Linked DNA regions of Homo sapiens: region 2 is linked to region 1. The links are chromatin loops, found by intact Hi-C in ENCODE. Cell type or tissue: PC-3. All regions are shown on one strand. Each heading gives the region's core, and the rest is flanking DNA. Links, peaks and the distances in the headings are about the cores only. Region 1 has its middle 340 kb from the start of FGF13-AS1. Region 2 has its middle 400 kb from the start of FGF13-AS1.

Region 1 (5,394 bases), core at 323-5,322:
ATCTCAATTTGTTCATTTTACACAATTCTGAGTGAAAAATTAAAGTTGAGCAAACTCTCCACTCCATGGGTGCCACACCCATTGCATCCAGATCAGCTGCAGATAAGAGCAGAGCTTTCAATGGAAATTTTAAACAAGTAGATTCAAGATTCTGAAGCATTTCTTCAAAGAAGCATAACAGGAGATAAAACCTGGCTTGACCAGTACAATCTTGAAGACAAAGTACAATCAAAGCAATGACTACAACATAATACTGAATGGGGAAAAGTTGAAAGCATTCCCTCTGAGAACTGGAACAAGACAAGGATGCCCACTCTCACCACTCCTCTTCTACATAGTACTGGAATTCCTAGCCAGAGCAATCAGACAAGAGAAAGAAATAAAGGGCATCCAAATTAGTAAAGAGGTAGTCAGACTGTCACTGCTGACAATATGATTGTTTACCTCGAAAACCCTAAAGACTCCTCCAAAAAGCTCCTAGAACTAATAAAAGAATTCAGCAAACTTTCCGGATACAAGATTAACATACACAAATCAGTAGCTCTTCTATACACCAACAGCGACCAAGCGGAGGATCAAATCAAGAACTCAACCCCTTTTACAATAGCTGCAAAATACAATACAATACAATACAATACAATACAATACAACACAACACAACACAACACAACACAACACAACACAACACTTAGGAATATACCTAACCAAGGAGGTTAAAGACCTCCTTGAAGGAAAACTACAAAGGAAGACTACAAAATGCTGGAAAGAAAACTACAAGGAAAACTACAAAATGCTGCTGAAAGAAATCATAGACAACACAAACAAATGGAAACACATCCCATTCTCATAAATGGGTAGAATCAATATTGTTTAAATGACCACACTGCCAAAAGCAATCTACAAATTTAATGCAATTCCCATTAAAATACCACCATCATTCTTCACAGAACTAGAAAATAAACAATCCTAAAATTCATATGGGACCAAAAAAAGAGTACACATAGCCAAAACAAGACTAAGCAAATAGAACAAATCTGGAGGCATCAGGTTACCTGACTTCAAACTATACCAGAAGGCCATAGTCACCAAAACAGCATGGTACTGGTATAAAAATAGGCATGTAGACCAGCCGGGCGCGGTGGCTCACGCCTGTAATCCCAGCACTTTGGGAGGCTGAGGCGGGCGGATCACGAGGTCAGGAGATCGAGAACATCCTGGCTAACATGGTGAAACCCCGTCTGTACTAAAAATACAAAAAAATTAGCTGGGCATGGTGGTGGGTGCCTGTAGTCCCAGCTACTCGGGAGGCTGAGGCAGGAGAATGGCGTGAACCCGGGAGGCGGAGTTTGCAGTGAGCCGAGATCGCGCCACTGCACTCAAGACTGGGCGAGAGCGAGACTCCATCTCAAAAAAAAAAAAAAAAAAAAAAAAAGGCACGTAGACCAATCGAACAGAACAGAGAACCCAGAAATAAACCCAAATACCTTCAGCCAATTGATCTTTGAAAAGCAAACAAAAACATAAGGTGTGGAAAGGACACCCTTTTCAACAAATGGTGCTGGGATAATTGGCTGGCCACATGTAGGAGAATGTAACTGGATTCTCATCTCTCACCTTATACAAAAATCAACTCAAAATGGATTAAGGACTTAAACCTAAGACCTGAAACTATAAAAATTCTAGAAGATAGCATTGGAAAAACCCTTCCAGACATTGGCTTAGGCAAGGATTTCATGACCAAGAACCCAAAAGCAAATGCAATAAAAACAAAGATAAATAGTTGGGACTTACTTAAACTAAAGAGCTTTTTAGACATCAAAAGGAACAGTCAACAGAGTAAACAGACAACCCACAGAGTGAGAGAAAGTCTTCACAATCTGTACATCGGACAAAGGACTAATATCCAGAATCTACAAGGAACTCAAACCAATCAGTAAGAAAATAACCACACAGTCCCATCAAAAAGTGGGCTAAAGACATGAATAGACAGTTCTTAAAAGAAGATATACAAATGTCCAACAAACATGAAAAAATGCTCAACATCACTAATGATCAGGGAAATGCAAATCAAAACCACGATGCAATACCTCCTTACTCCTGCAAGAATGGCCATAAAAACCAAAAAAAAAAAAAACAGTAGATGCTGGCATGGATGCAGCAATCAGGGAACACTTCTACACTGCTAGTGGGAATGTAAACTAGTACAGCCACTATGGAAAACAGTGTGGAGATTCCTTAAAGAACTAAAAGTAGAACTACCGTTTGACCCAGCAATCCCACTGCTGGATATGTACTCAGAGGAATGATATATGATATATACACACACACATATCTATCTATGATGGAATACTACTCAGCCATAAAAAGGAATGAATTAACGGCATTTGCAGTGACCTGGATGAGATTGGAGACTTAAGTAAAGTAACTCAGGAATGGGAAGCCAAACATCGTGTGTTCTCACTAATATGTGGGAGCTAAACTATGAGGACACAAAAGCATAAGAAGGATAAAATGGACTTTGGGGACTTGGGGGGAAGGGTGGGAGGGGGGCAAGGGATAAAAGACTACAAATAGTGTGCAGTGTATACAGCTTGTGTGATGGGTGCAAGCAAAATCTCACAAATCACCACTGAAGACCTTACTCATGTAACCAAATACCACCTGTACCCCCAATAACTTATGGAAAAATTAAAACAAAAGATAAAAATCATGAAAATAAATAAAAATAAAATAAAATATAGAAAATTGGTGTTTCAAAAACAAACAAAAAGCAATGGCTACTAAGAGGTGGAAGCGGTCAAAGCAAAAGTAGGCCAGTCAAGACATGCTCAAGGCATTTTGCTTGTTGACTTTCGAATGGAGGGCCAAAGAATGATAACATCTGCTTATGACAGGAGTGTTTTGAGAAAGCAAGGCGCAGCTTTAGCAGAAAAATGCCTGGAAAAGCTTCACCAGAGAGTCCTTCTCCACCACAACAATACTCCCACTCATTCATCTCATCAAACAAGGGCAATTTTGTAAGAGTTTCAATGGGAAATTGTTATGCATCTACTTTAAGTCCTTATTTGGCTGCTGCTGACTTCTTTTTGTTTCCTCATCTTAAAAAGATCTGTAAAGGGCACTCATTTTTCTCCAGTTAATAATGTAAAAAAGACTGCAGTGACATGGTTAAATTTCCAGGATGCTCAGTTCTTTAGAGGTGGACTAAATGGCTGGGATCATCACTTACAAAACTGTCTTGACCTTGATGGAGCTTACATTGAGGAATAAAGTTTATATTTTTTATTTTTATCTTTTACTTCCATTTTTTCCACTAACTTTTTGAAATATCTTCATATTAGTGTAATGAGTGTGTGTGTGTGTGTGTGGTGTGAAAACAAAATTTTCACATTAAAGCATGTCACATTCTATTTTTATTATTTTTAACTTATGATTTTTATAAATAACCATTATTACCAGTGCTAGGTTCCAGGATACTAAAACAAGGCAAAGTTGGAAAGAATGTTTCCATACAAAAACCAATATATAACATAAAGATATGAACAGATGAATGAACTATAAAGCAACTTCTGCTAAACTGGTAATTGTTAGAACTAAAGCTTCAGAGACTTGTAATTTATACCAACTCCTGGATATGGGATATTCCATTGTTGGATTGATGGCCTAAAATAAGAGAAACATCATTTTTTTCAGAAGAAGTTTTAGAACATGGCTGAAATCCGTCATAATGCTTAACCTTGAACTCTCAGATATCAGTGCTAATTCATATTTTGTAGGGCAAATATAGGACAAGAGAAACTGCACAGGCAGACTGCTAGTGGGTGGAAAAATGCCCTTTGACTGGGAATCAGGAGACTTGGCTTTTTGTTCTAGATCAGTCACTGCTTTATAGGGTGACCTGAGCAAGTCACTTTAATGTTGTGGATCTTACTTTCCTCATTTGAAAACTACTTGTTTAGTCAAAACTATTAATTATAAACTATGTTCTGTAGTAATAGGCTTCCACAGAGGTGCCACAGAGATCACTGCAGGAGGGACTCTGCGACCTTAATCCCCAACTATGACCCAAGTAGTTCTTTTGTCCACTGGTCTATATATAGGGGCTATTCTTGGGGTTTCATTTGAATAAAAGGTTCTAAGGTCTGAGTAAAATGGGGCACTCCCAGGCTAAATGATCCTGACTTAGGATACACAACCTGATCAAGGTTCTTCAGGTTTTAAGGTTCTGTGATATCTGGATAACCAAAGTAGGTGTTTGTGACATTCTGTAACTTATCTGTCTGTGATATGTTAGCCAGTTCTAGGGCTGGAATGATGATGGTAATAGACATGCCCAGTGATGAATGACCTACCATGCTACCTAGGACATCTTACACCTTGATTATTGAATTTAAAAGAGCTTCTGAATCATCAGAGAAAGATCAAATTTGGCTTAGTTGTCATTTTACTATTGTATATTTCTATCTGTGTGTGGTATATTTAGTGAGGCTTTAAGTATATTTGGTGGGTCTCCAGTAACTAGAATGTTTCATTGACCTATATATGCCATTCCCCAGTTATGCCAGGCAGTTGAAAGTTTATCGAATCAGACTGAAGAATTTGAAGTTGAGGCAATGCTTCTCACACCTATATAAAAGATGTCATGAGGAAGAACCAGAGAGGAGGAGTGTGTATGAAGTATTGGTCAATTTTTTATACACATATAGTAAAGGCTGATTTATTTGAGGCATAGTGTTATTTCAGGCAATCTGAATTAACTATGACTAAAAATGGCTGTTCTGAGCTATTACATTTCCAAGTGACTAAAAAACACGTGCATGAAAGCAAAATCTAGATTTTGTCAGAATACACCCAACATCTATAAGAAAATAAGCTGGAGGCATATAGCACATTCTATTTTAAAACATAGTGGCCTCCCTTTGAGAGAAAGTGGTGCTGTTAGTGTCATTTTACTTGAGAGAGATAACTTTGTGGCACTAGTGATGCTTTTATGTGCATTTATCCATTTTTATCAGCCTCTTTATTCCCTATTCATTCATTCATTTTTGCTTTTTACTCTATCTCTGTAGGCCTTAATGCTTTTGATATTTGGCTGTATTTATGTGTTCATGCAATCCAAAGCAGACAGAGCACCTCCTGATTCAAAGCAAGGCTCTGCGTTTGGCACTGTTGGGGATATAGAGATGATTAGCCACTCTTCTTAGTATGTTATTGCATTTTAGAAGATAATGTCTTGAAGATAGATTATTGTCTTGGATGAAGCCCCTGATTAAGACTGGAGAAAGAAAGTTGATTACCATATCCAAGATGGAGGCTAAGGGGGAAGACTTGAAGGACATGGATCCTATACCTCTTTTTTTATTGCACCTCATCTCATTGTATCACATTGATCTG
Region 2 (5,394 bases), core at 199-5,198, 60 kb before region 1:
TGTCTTTTACATATCAGTTAGAAAAGAGGATAGGACATGCTATCTGTTAGCCAGATATGTAGTCACACTGAATAAAATGGGAGCTTTGTTAGTAAGAAAGAAGGCAGATATGGATGTTGGATAATCAACTAGCAGATTTGAAACAGACTGGAAGGATATAAAGAGTAGGACTGCATGGTAACATTTACTGAGATGGGGAAGGCTGGGAGGAATGGGTTTAGAGGAACGGCAAGAGTTCCATTTAGGACACATTAATTTTAAGATGGCTGTGAGACTTCCAGTTGAGTTTTCAGGTTGACATACCACTACCTTACTTCTCCTGTCAACCCCAGGTTTTCATAAAAGAAGGACTTATGATTGAAAGGGAGAGCTCAGAGACTTAACATGAAAATGTATCTGTATAATACATACACTTTTATCTTAAATTGTATTTTAGGTATTTCTAAAAATCTCAAAGTTTTCTATAGTTTCTTCTTTCTTCCAGAACTGTCTAATAAGCATTTAGTATAAGTAAAGCACTGTTATAGGTTTTGGGGATATATATTTAGAACAAAATAAAGATCTCTTTCCTGATGTAGAGCATTCTAGTGAGGCAGACAGACAAGAAATAATTAACATAAAAATAAATAGATTAGTTAAGTCATCATTTATATAATATTGAGAAAACATCATGAGCACTAACTATCATTATGGATTTTTATTGTGCTCAGTTTCTTCACTGATGTCCTTATTGAACTCTCATATCAGTCCTATGAGGCAGACTTTTTTTTCCTCGTTGAACAGATGAGGAAACAGGCTCAGAGAAGTTGGATAAGTCCAATGCCTTGCCCATGTGTTATCTCCTCCAGGAAAGCTTCCTGTTTAAGTGTTTCTTCCACTCACAAGCCAGTGAGATCTTCATGGGCAGCTACTGATTGTACTGAGTTTGATAGTCCTATCCCCTGACCTGGAACCTGGCATATAGTCAATGCTCAGTAAATGTCCAATTGTTGAACACAACTGGCCTACCTAGTTTACACACCTAGCGTTTATTTGTCAGAGCCAGGATTTGAGTCTATCCGTGTGTTTGAACAGTTGCCTCCTGATTCATGTATTTTGTACATCTAGATTTTAGGTAATTGTATTTTCAGAAGCAGAACCAGTTCTCTTTTTTGCATAATGGAGCTTGCTTACTTTAAGGCAAAATAACTCAGATCCTCCAAGGCAAATCATTCTAAACAAAGGGCATTTTTTCATGAGCTTGAATTTTCCCATTCCCTTTAGCAAGCCAGCTTCCGGTTAACCAGGCCCTGAGGCCTTAGAAGGAGACCTGAGCTCTCTGTTTTACTCAGAGTAGCTCATGATGAAGTCACTTGATGACTTGCCATCGAAGGCTGTAAAGACATTAATTATTGAAATTAAGTGGGTGTTAAGAGAATCCGAAGTCACTTTTGCTTTGCCTAGAGACACCGGAGAATCTGAGAATATTGGAGCCAGAATCTGAGAATATTGGAGCCAGAAGGGCGCTTAGTCATCCTTGTTTCAGTCTTCCTCATTTTCCGGAAGAGGAAGTAGAGATTCAGAGTGGCAACAGGCACTTGGCCAAGTCAAGCATTTAGTGGCCTCACCATCTGCCTCCCACTCCAGTGCTCTTTCTATTCTATCATGCTACCACTTATTCAACAATTAAAAGGTATTCTCATCATGTATAAGGAATTGTGAACGGACTTTTACTAAAGGGTAAAGAGGTGATTTGTTAAAATGTAACCACGTATTTTAAGTGATAAGCCAAGTATAATCCACCCCCAACCTGGTTTGAAATAACAACATTTGTGATTGAATATTGAATGATTATTTTTTAGTAGTGTTTTTCTATCTTTGTGTTACCTGCTACCATTGCAGAATACACAAAGAGGGAGTATACTTTTCTTTTTAATTCCTGAAGAAACATTAATAATTCTAGCAAGGTGGGAATGTGCTGTAGCCAAGAGGTCATAGGCTTTGGTGTCAGGTGGCCTGTTTTTAAGTCATGGCTTCACAGTCTACTAGCCTTGTGAGCCTTTGGTAAGAACCTTCTTGGAGCTGTTGGAGAACCTGGCAGGTGTAGGTACATACACTTGAAGAATATGAGAAGGGGTGGTGGAGAGACAGATGATGGGTTGATCTGGAGCTCTTGAATGCGACTGAATCCCACGAGGTCTCTGTGGCTGAATCTAGACAGGGATTTTGATAATTTGGAGCACTGTTGATAGACACAGCCTCCAGTTGGCATTGGTTGTGAACATTTACCCTTTTGTTTTCATGACTTAGTGTCTTGGCACTACTCAAAAAGCCACTTTAATTTTATTTTCTGGAATAGAACCTGGTCTAAATGAAAACACACACACACACACACACACACACACACACACACACACACACACACTACATAATCAAGTAATTAATTCACTAAATAAATATTGTGCTTACTATGTATGAGGCACTGTTCCAGGTCCTGGAGATGCATTCTAATGGAATGATGTGAAACACAGGTAAAGAAAAGGAAGAGGAAAATAAGCAGAATGTATGAAGAGGAGGATAGCAATGAAGATGCTTGCCATTTATCTGGTGCTCCCTATGGGCCAGACATTAGCCGGTACTGTGTATACATTGTGTCACTGGATTCTTACAACTGGCCTATAAGGCAGGTATTATTATCATCTCCCTCTTACAGTGCAGAAACTGAGAGCTGGTAAAGCGAAGCAGCTTGCCAAGGGTTATGTAGCTAGTAAGTTGTAGAGCTTGGATTTGAGCCCAGTTGTGACTGGATCCAGGGCCTAAGGTCTTGGCAACATTTTATGGGGATTAAAAAGGACTGCTAATGGGTGCAAGCTTTTGTTTCTGGGAGACAATAATATCTTAAGGTTAGACTGTGGTGATGGTTTCCCAGCTGTGATTTTTTATTTAATATGAAAAATCATTGAATTGCATATTTTAAATGAGTCAATTGTATAGTATATGAATGGTATCTCAATGTTGTTATTACAAAAAAAGCAGGGTAACTTGATGGTTAATGATTATGGAGAGCCTACTATATGTTGGGCACTGTGCTAAGAGTTTTACAAATACTATTTTATTTCATCTCACAGCAGCCCTGTGAAGTAAGTGTATCATAACCCCCATTTTACGGATGAGGAAATAAGGACTCAGAAAGATTGAGAGACTTGCCCAGGATCATGTACATAGTAAGTGTGGGAGCCAGGACTCAATCCCATGTTTGTTTGACTTTAAAGATTATGCTTTTTCTGTCTTTGTAAAATAGGAAAGTGATTGATTTTCTTTTTGGTATCAAATAAATATGGCCCTGGTTTTTATTGGTCTTAGAATTTATGACCATTTCTACTACTAAATGGTCATGGAATAAAACTTTGCAATGTTTCTGCCACATCACTACCCACATGTTTTATTTTTCCACATAGAAACAGCCCAGGCTGGGGGAGGAGGTTGTTCATCCAGCAATTTAATGATTAAGTTTTAATCTATTAGGCAAAAACTAAGGAATAAAAAATGCTTCATGTATAAGGAATTTAGAATAGGGAAAATATATTAGGTATTCGTTGTGCTCATTTTCCGGCAGTACAGAAGCATTTTATTTTAAATGTACTGTTCATTTTGGGTGTTATGTTTTGTTTCTCTTATGTAAACTTTCCCCGTTTATGAGAAGCAGCAGCGTGTGTTTTTTCTAGAAATAGATAGCATTCATAAACTGAAACAGTTTCATTGGGGACATTTTCTGTGGCACTGCAACAGAACTGTCTTGGCAGAAATACTGGAATCCTATAAAATAGAGTTAATATTGATATGCTTTAATCAAAAATTTCTGTTTAGAAGCAATAAAGTTATTCAGTATTAGGCAGCCTCGGTTCTATCTTTATCCTTACTGCTAAAACATCTTCATCTTTAGAGTATGTTGCTATAACTATATATCTCCAGATTTTCTTTCCCCAGTTCTAAAAGAGAACTCTTAGGAGTTGTGATGCTACTGAGGATCTCCCAGCTTTGCCTCATCGGGGTGGTATGCAATTATATCCCGTCCTCTTCCATGTCTGATAACATGATCACGAAGTTCATTTTGGTGCATCAGTTCCTATTGAACACCTTTGCCAGACGTGCTGTGATTGGCCAGAGGCCGCTTCTCCTCATGGTCGCCTGAAAGTATGCTGCATATACCTGATCTGGCTGTTCCCACCAGCTGGGATGCATTTACTCTCCCTCCACTCTATCTCTGCCTTTTGAGATCTTAGCCATCTGTAGCAGTCAACATTCATCTGTAGGTACCATAAGCTAAAATAGGTATTTTAGTGCTGTTAATTAGGTACTTACAAAATCTATGGGGTGGGTGGAAGTGGGGGCTTTAGGCTGTGTCTCCAGGAATGAAACCTAGACCACCACCACAAAACTGGCCCTCCAAAGGGAGCTGCAGCTGCTTTTACGTGCAGAGAGGTGGGGAGTTGGGAAGCCACCACTGGAACGCTAGATTTCAGGACGCATAGCTGATGCCGCAGTCCAAGGGGAAGAAGCCACCACCACTGCTACTGCAATTGTCTCTCAACACCTCAAAAATAAGTCACTGGATGCTCAAATATTGCTGTGAATACTCCATGTCTCCACAACTTTGCTTACCAGGAGTAAAAAGCTAAACAGCTGGAGACGTGGGAAGATAATCTTTGCCTTACTCTTGTTTATAAAATATATAGGCACATGTATTAGTCCATTTTCATGCTGCTGATAAAGACATACCCGGGTCTGGGAAGAAAAATAGGTTTAATGAACTCACAGTTCCACGTGGCTGGGAAGGCCTCACAATCATGGCAGAAGGCAAAAGGCACTTCTTACATGGCAGCAGCAAGAGAGAATGAGGGAGAAGCAAAGTGGAAACCGCTTATAAAACCGTCAGATCTCGTGAGACTTATTCACTACCACAAGAGCAGTATGAGGGGAAACCGCCCCCGTGATTCAATTATCTTCCACCGGGTCCCTCGGTGGGAATTATTGGAGTACACGTGGGAATTATTGGAGTACAATTCAAGATGACATTTGGGTGGGGACACAGCCAAACCATATCAGCATATAAAAATGAAAGATATATATATCTTTTTATGTTTTATATATATACATTTTATATACATTTATATATACATTATATGTACATAAGATGCATGTACACATCTATTTATAGTATACGAATATAAAATACATAAATATTTGAAATATAAATATATTTACATAAAAACAAAAATATATGTAGCTTATTATGTTCCAGGCAGTGGTCTACAAAATTGTTCCCATTTTTTAGATGAGGAAACTGAGGCACAGAGAAATTAAGTAACCTGCACAGATTGTAAGCATCTTCTTCTATGAGACACATTTTATTCC

The links. A loop is a pair of places that touch in the nucleus more often than their neighbours do. Peaks named below come from ENCODE experiments on the same cell type or tissue, not always from the same donor. Only the 100,000 strongest peaks of a DNase experiment are listed, where the experiment ranks them.
Region 2: it touches region 1 in a loop (8-fold over the local background); 2 of 110 quality-filtered maps call a loop at or near these places.

Annotation. Positions count from the first base shown.
Region 1 is chrX:139,050,156-139,055,549 of GRCh38, reverse strand. It overlaps a transcript of FGF13 not described here. Among named protein-coding and RNA genes, the nearest start is that of FGF13-AS1, 340 kb to the right of the region's middle. In PC-3, for the core only: no CTCF peak of the experiment used is centred there; no DNase peak of the experiment used is centred there.
Region 2 is chrX:139,109,982-139,115,375 of GRCh38, reverse strand. It overlaps a transcript of FGF13 not described here. Among named protein-coding and RNA genes, the nearest start is that of FGF13-AS1, 400 kb to the right of the region's middle. In PC-3, for the core only: no CTCF peak of the experiment used is centred there; DNase peaks (open chromatin) are centred at 1,535 and 2,715; H3K27ac peaks cover 1,932 bases.